Linked DNA regions of Mus musculus: region 2 is linked to region 1. The links are chromatin contacts, found by POLR2A ChIA-PET in ENCODE. All regions are on one chromosome and are shown on one strand. Each heading gives the region's core, a stretch centred on a gene start or an enhancer-like site at or near the end of the contact. The rest is flanking DNA. Distances are from core to core; before and after follow the strand shown. Region 1 holds the start of Sugt1 (SGT1, suppressor of G2 allele of SKP1 (S. cerevisiae)). Region 2 holds the start of Kbtbd7 (kelch repeat and BTB (POZ) domain containing 7).

Region 1 (3,133 bases), core at 207-2,706:
TAATGCCTTGATTTTTGTTGTTTTGTTTCTTTTGAGACAGGGTTTCTCTGTGTAATTCTGGCCATACTGGAACTCTCATGGTAGACCAGGTGGGCCTCAAACTCAAGAGATCCACCTGCTTCTGCCGCCCAAGCACTGGGATTAAAGGTGTGCGCCAACACCAGCAGGCTCTCTAATACCGCGCTATCAAACCTCATGATCACTCTGTAGACCTAAGAATACAAAGCGGAGCTTGTAACATTAAAACAACAATGTAGCTATCCTAGTCTGCTAGTCTCTACAAAAGTGATTTCTCTAAGGCTCAAAACATAAAAATGTTTCCTTTTTTCCAGCGGGGGAGCTCTGAAGTGTCGGGAAGAATTTCACACATCCCAGGCTAGCCTCAACTCACAAAGTAGCTGAGGATGACCTTGAATTTCTGACCCTAGGGCATTCACCGCCTGAGTACCAGGATTACAGGCCTGTACCACCATACTTGACATGTGCCGATAACTCTCTGGAGTCCAGCCAGCGCTCCTAAGAAACATCCGTACAAAGCTAGTTTGTTCTAGACTTCACCTGAAATGGCCCAAAAGCAAATCATATAATACTAAAATGTAGGCAGGGTTTATTTACTGATACATCCCAAGAACTCGCAGGATCCAAAGTTTAAGGCCAGCCTAGATAAAAAGCGCGGTTTTATAAACAACTGTATAAAGAACAACCACAGTCATCTGTAAAGTGGAAGGCACAGAGGGAAAATGTTCTTTAGTAAATTTAATTAAGGACACTTAACAGTACCTGACATATAAGGGCAAACATAACTGTTAAAGTAAAAAATTGATACATCAAGCCCTATTTTCGCCTTTTCCTTGATCATAAATGCCATTATAAGTGCAACCACAGACAGTAACTATGTTTCCAAGAAATAAATGGGAGGGAGGTGCCCTCATCGGGAGCTTGTGGAGAGGAAGGGCAAGATCTATGGCAAAGGTATTAAGGAGACAAAGAGATTAAGTATCTTAATTTTGGGACTTAGATACATTGTAGCTTTGCTCCCACGAAGGTAATGCCGGGAAGAGGAGGGGTCTGTAGGGACCCAACAGTCCCAGTGAGCTCACTCACCTCTAATGCTGCCTGGGGATCCCCGTCGATCAGAGCATCTGAGAAGCTCTGGAAAAGCCTGCCAAGAAAACAACGACTTCAGCAGGTCTCTCTAATCAAGGAAAGAATAGAAAGACAAACAGCAAAGGTGAAGAAAATCACGCACCGCTGGGACGATGCAGGTCCTGCTGCAGCTGCCGCCATCCCTAGGAGTCAAGAAAGCTTCTGCCTGAGCGTTTCTACCTTGGTTACCAGCTCCGCCGCCGCCCAGGAAGGGAAAACTTCTAAAGAAACCCCAACTGAGCTTCCGTCCTCCGTAGCCAATCAGCGGTCGCGCAGCATGCAGCCGCGGAAAAGGAGGCGAAGGGTGGGCAGGTAGGCGCGGGGCCGGCTGGGAAAGAGGAGGAAACGCTCTCCGGCCCCGCCCCTACCCGTGACGCAGCCAAGCCCCCGCCCCGAGGGCGTGGCCGTGAGTCCCGCGCCCCGCCGTACGCCCGTGGGGGATCCGGCATGGCTTGTAAGCTTTGAAATATTGTCTCGGAGCCCACTGTAAGGTACTGGGGATCCGTCGGGAGGTAGTTCTGGCTTCGCTAAGGAGTGTCACGTTAAGCTCCGTTTACTCCGGTTTTCATCATGGCTACCGCCGGCGGCCAAGTTGTGCGTGACGTCACTCGTGGCAGCCAGGTCTTTTCCGGCAGCAGAGCCCGGGATGGCGCATCAGTTCGCATGACTCTCTCCGTGGAGAACCCGGACGGCCTGGCTCGCCGGAAGTCACGTTACCGGCATGGAGGACGGAGTTTTCCGGAGGGCCTGCCAGATGCCAGAGCTCCACACCCCAAGCTTCCTTCCTAAGTCGGCTTTCCAAACCAAGAAAAGCCTGTTTCACAAGCACCGCGTGGATGAAAGTGACCTATAGCTAATGGTCTTATTGCTGCTTTGTGTTCTAAGTAACCAGTAAGCCCCCCGTCCCCCGCCGTCCTTAGAGCCAAACATCACACTAGGAAGTTTCCTGCGAATTCTTTGAAACTGAGTGGTAAGGGGCAACAGGAGGGAGTGGCAGTTATAGGTTCACCAAACTTGATTTAAAAGCTCTTGATAACGCTCAGTAACTCGTTTTACCAAGTCTGTTTTAGTAGGTGAAATGATTGAAGTGGTCGTTGGCTTCCTCAAACAAGATATATATAAGACCTCAGTCTGGAAACATGACAGTCCACGAAGAAAAAGAAATTACAGTTCAGGCATTTGTGTACATATCCCCACTGTTAAACTCGCCCACTTTTCTGAGTTCTAACTTTAAAAGACCTAAGTTTTGTCTTCCCCACTTTTCTAGCACGTTTTCCATACTGGCCAAACGCCTAGTTGTGCTTGCTAGCTATCGTGGGTATTATAATTTTTTGTTACAACCTCAACCTACCAATCAATCACCCCTTGCAGATGCAAAAAATAACGGTGGGAGGACGTTTGAAAATACAGAGAAACTTGAGCCCATATTCAAGATGGAGAAACGGAGGTTACAAAGATTTAAGTATGTATGGGGTCATCAAGAGATGGAAGTGTGGAATACTACAAAGTTTAAAGTGTAACACATTTGCCACCTGTAGGTATATCCCATCTGTATTGTAAATGGGTTGTTTGAAGGGGGGGGGGGGTCGAGCCGGGGCGGGGAAGGGCTGATAGAAGATAACAGGTCCCAGAAAGGAATCTGAATCCACTTGTGGGAAAGGAGAAGTAGGTGGGAGAGACACTTGAGGCAGACCAGGGCCAGCTGGCCACTAAACTCAAAGAGGTGCAGGTTTCAGGTTTTAGTAAGTACTGAGAAGATCAAATTAGCTCAACTAAACTGAAGCTAAGCAGATCTGTAAGGGAAGGTAGAGAGCATCGTTTTGGATCTTTCCATTCAAGGTTGTTTTCCGTTTCTGTGAACCCTGCAGAAACTAGACTGTAAAAGAACAGATGCATAACGATGAGGAGTGTCTTCTGCATAATGTCTTTAAAGGAAATGTTAGTTTTGTTCCGTTTGCAGTTCTTTGCATGGCTGGGTGTGACTTCC
Region 2 (3,133 bases), core at 382-2,881, 160 kb after region 1:
CTCTGGACACTGTAGCATTCCACTTCCTTCAATTTAACTCCAGTAATCGGGTCTCTCCCACCCAAGATGTAAATGTAGCCATTCAGATAGGCTACATCCATACCCTCTCGACACAGCAAGCGGTCTGCCAGCTGATGCCAACTATTTTGGGCTGGTTTATACACCCATAGGTCTTTCCTGGGCTGGGCAGCAAGATAGATGTCATGGTCTGGAGAGACACAAACAGCTGAAGATGTAATGGTCTTAGTGTGTGCCAAGCTAGTCAAAGGAGACGGCATTGTGTAAATATCTCCGGAATAAGGGTCGTAACAGAGAAATGGATCTCGGGGGTGCCCAAAAAATATTACCATCTCTTTGGCACACATACCCAACCTTTGGGGTGGATTTTCTGCTACCGATACAACTGAGCTACTGCTGCTGCTGCTATTGCTGCTATTATTGCTATCACTGCTGTGGCTGCTATTTGGCTTGGCAACCACTGACTTGTACAACCTATCACCAAATCGCAGCTGCCGGAGAGCCCCTTCAATAATGTCCAGGCAGTATTTCTTCACAATAGGCTTGCTCAGTAGCCCTCCCAGGTAGTCCTGCTCTTCTGCAGGGAAGTGCGCCCAACGAATACACTTAAAGACTTCCGCAGCACTGGGACCCCGCTCTTTCGGAGCAGCCTCCAGCCACTGCACCGCCACATGACACACAGTCTTCTCACTCTCTACATCCAAGCTGTCCAGACGCAGGACGGCCAGCAGCTGGGCCAGGGTCAGATCTGCCAGCGTCTCCTCCCGAATGGACCCCATCCTGCTGAGCTGCTTGAAGTTGTGAGCTATGAAGGACTGGGCCTGAGATCGCAGCTTGTGGTGGTCAAAGGCATCGGCAAACTTGAGGATGGCAGTGCAATTGGTCAGGTCAAGGCGGCGAGCCAGGAAGGAGGCACAGGCTTCGCGCACGTACTCCAGCTGCAGCATATCCGAGGCCGCGTACAGGCGCTGCACGTTGGCCTCGCTGAGCGACACGCGACCAGTGTAGCAGTAGTCCACCAAGACCTCGAAGGACTCGGCATCCACGTCGTGGATCGTCACGCTGGCCTGCTGGCTCTCGTACATGCCCCCCGTGAACATGCTCTTGAAGTAGGGGCAAGCGGCCGCCAGCACGTTGCGGTTGCACGAGAAGAGGCGCCCCGTGCCCGGCCCGCTGCCAGGCGTCACCACCTCGATGGTCACATCGCACAGCAGCCGCGCGTCGTAGAAAGACTTGAGCTGTGCCAGGAGGGCTGCGGAATGGGCCGCGTCCTTTAATTCCTCCGGGCCCGTGAAAAAGGCCGACACCGAGGGCTTGGAAATCCTCTTGGGCCGCCTCCCGCCGCGGGGGCTGGCGAGGCGGCGAGAGCGCGGGGCGTCTTCCCGGGACTGCATGGTGGAGATGGCGGCGGGGCGCCGAGGGCGAGAACGGCTGCAGACGCCCGGCTCCTCCTCACGCCTCCCTCGCCGACGCCGACTCAGCGGCGTCCCAGAACAAACTCGGCTCGCGGCCGCAATTACTCAGCTGGGCCTTCGGGGCGGAGCCGTCTGCCTTTATCGCGTAGTCCCCGGCTGACTCACTGTTTCCCTTCACGCCCTTTCTCAGCCCTTAGCTCACCCTCACACGACCCTGGGGTCTAGCCGCAGGAGCAGCTTCTGCCGAGCGGGCGAGACGGGTAGATGCCCGGACGAACTACTCTTCCCAGGTTGCCTTTCGCGCGCCTCGATGCATGACGGGATCCTCCGGCTCACGGACTATATGAAGAGGCCGAAGCCGCTTTGCATCTTGGGAATTGTAGTTTACATAACCTCTTTATTTTTTTTTTTCTGTTACTGGGTCCTTCACTGAGGTAGAAAGTGGATAGTATCCGGAATTTGATACTTTAGGTTTCAGTCTTGCATAGTGGCATACATATTTATCCCAGCACCAGGGAGGCTGAGGCAGGGGGATCTCTTGAGTTTGAGAACAACTTGGTCTGCATAGAGAGTTCCAGGACAGCTTGAGCTATGTAGAGAGAACCCATCTCACTAAAATAAAATAAAATATAATGGCTTTCAAGTCCAGAGTAAAAGTATCCACTCTATTATTTGTTTGCATGACTTCCTCCTGAAAACTTTATTGAATTTGAAAACTGAGGATAGCAGTATTTTAGTTTTGTGAAGACTGAATGGTATGTGCAATTTACAGAGTTCTTTTGTTGTGGATAGCCCTGGGGCTAATTATATTTGATGTTAATTCCATTCTCCTGTGAGTGGTTGTGAACAAGGGATGAGTTGGCACCCAGGTGATTTCCTGTAAACCTGATTCCACCTTAATTTGAAAAATAAAGGAGAGCTGATGATTGGGCAGATAAAGGGAAGGTGGAGAGAGAGAAGATGAAGAGTAAAAGGAAGAAGAAGAAAAGTGGAGCAGAAGCACATGGCCTGGAGAAACTGAAAGTTCTAAGGGGTCACATAAGACGTGGAAGACCGTAGTGTAGACATACAGCACGTATTTATATTAGCTGAGCTGTGTTTTCATTGCCAGGGCATATTTGGGTTGGAGTTTTACTGCAACATTCTTTATTTTATTAGAAATATTAAAGTTACAGACTATTTTTAAAATGCAAAATCAAGCATTACTGTTTCTTACTTACTCTTATAGAAACACATCTACTAATTTGAAGCCATGAGCCATTAAAAGACTGTAAATTTCTGCAAATAACTTCTTTTTCACTTGCAGCTTAAATGCACACACACAGAGGTTTTCTTTTTTCTTTACTTTCTTTTGTTGTTGTTGTTGTGAGACAGGGCTTCTCTGTTTAGCTCTGGCTGTCCTGGATCCACCTGCCTCTGCCTACTAAGTGCCAGGATTAAAGGCATTGCTGGGATTAAATAAAGGTGGTGGCACATGCCTTTAACCCCAGCACTGAGGAAGAAGAAGCAGGGAGCATTTGATCGAGACCAGCCTGGTCTACAAGAAGAGCCAGGGCTACACAAAGAGAATCCCTGTCTCAAAACAAACAACCCATGCTCAGAAAAACAAAAAAAAAACCAAATTACGTAGATTCATTAGGAAGTATTGGACGACTAATTTGAGGACCTAAGAACATTTATGGAAGCCATTCAAATGTCTA

The links. ChIA-PET counts read pairs that join two places held with the same protein, here RNA polymerase II (POLR2A).
Region 2: POLR2A ChIA-PET joins it to region 1 with 16 read pairs in Patski. The contact joins the promoter of Kbtbd7 here to the promoter of Sugt1 in region 1. POLR2A ChIA-PET finds 5 or more read pairs at or near these places in 3 of 5 experiments (Patski and embryonic stem cell).

The regions. Positions count from the first base shown.
Region 1 is chr14:79,585,983-79,589,115 of GRCm38, reverse strand. Sugt1 (SGT1, suppressor of G2 allele of SKP1 (S. cerevisiae)) reads right to left here and starts at 1,456. Exons shown (of 13, transcript NM_026474.6): 1 at 1,250-1,456; 2 at 1,105-1,162. The coding sequence starts at 1,287.
Region 2 is chr14:79,425,009-79,428,141 of GRCm38, reverse strand. It overlaps Kbtbd7 (kelch repeat and BTB (POZ) domain containing 7), which reads right to left and starts at 1,631. Exons shown (of 1, transcript NM_001024135.2): 1 at 1-1,631. The coding sequence starts at 1,412.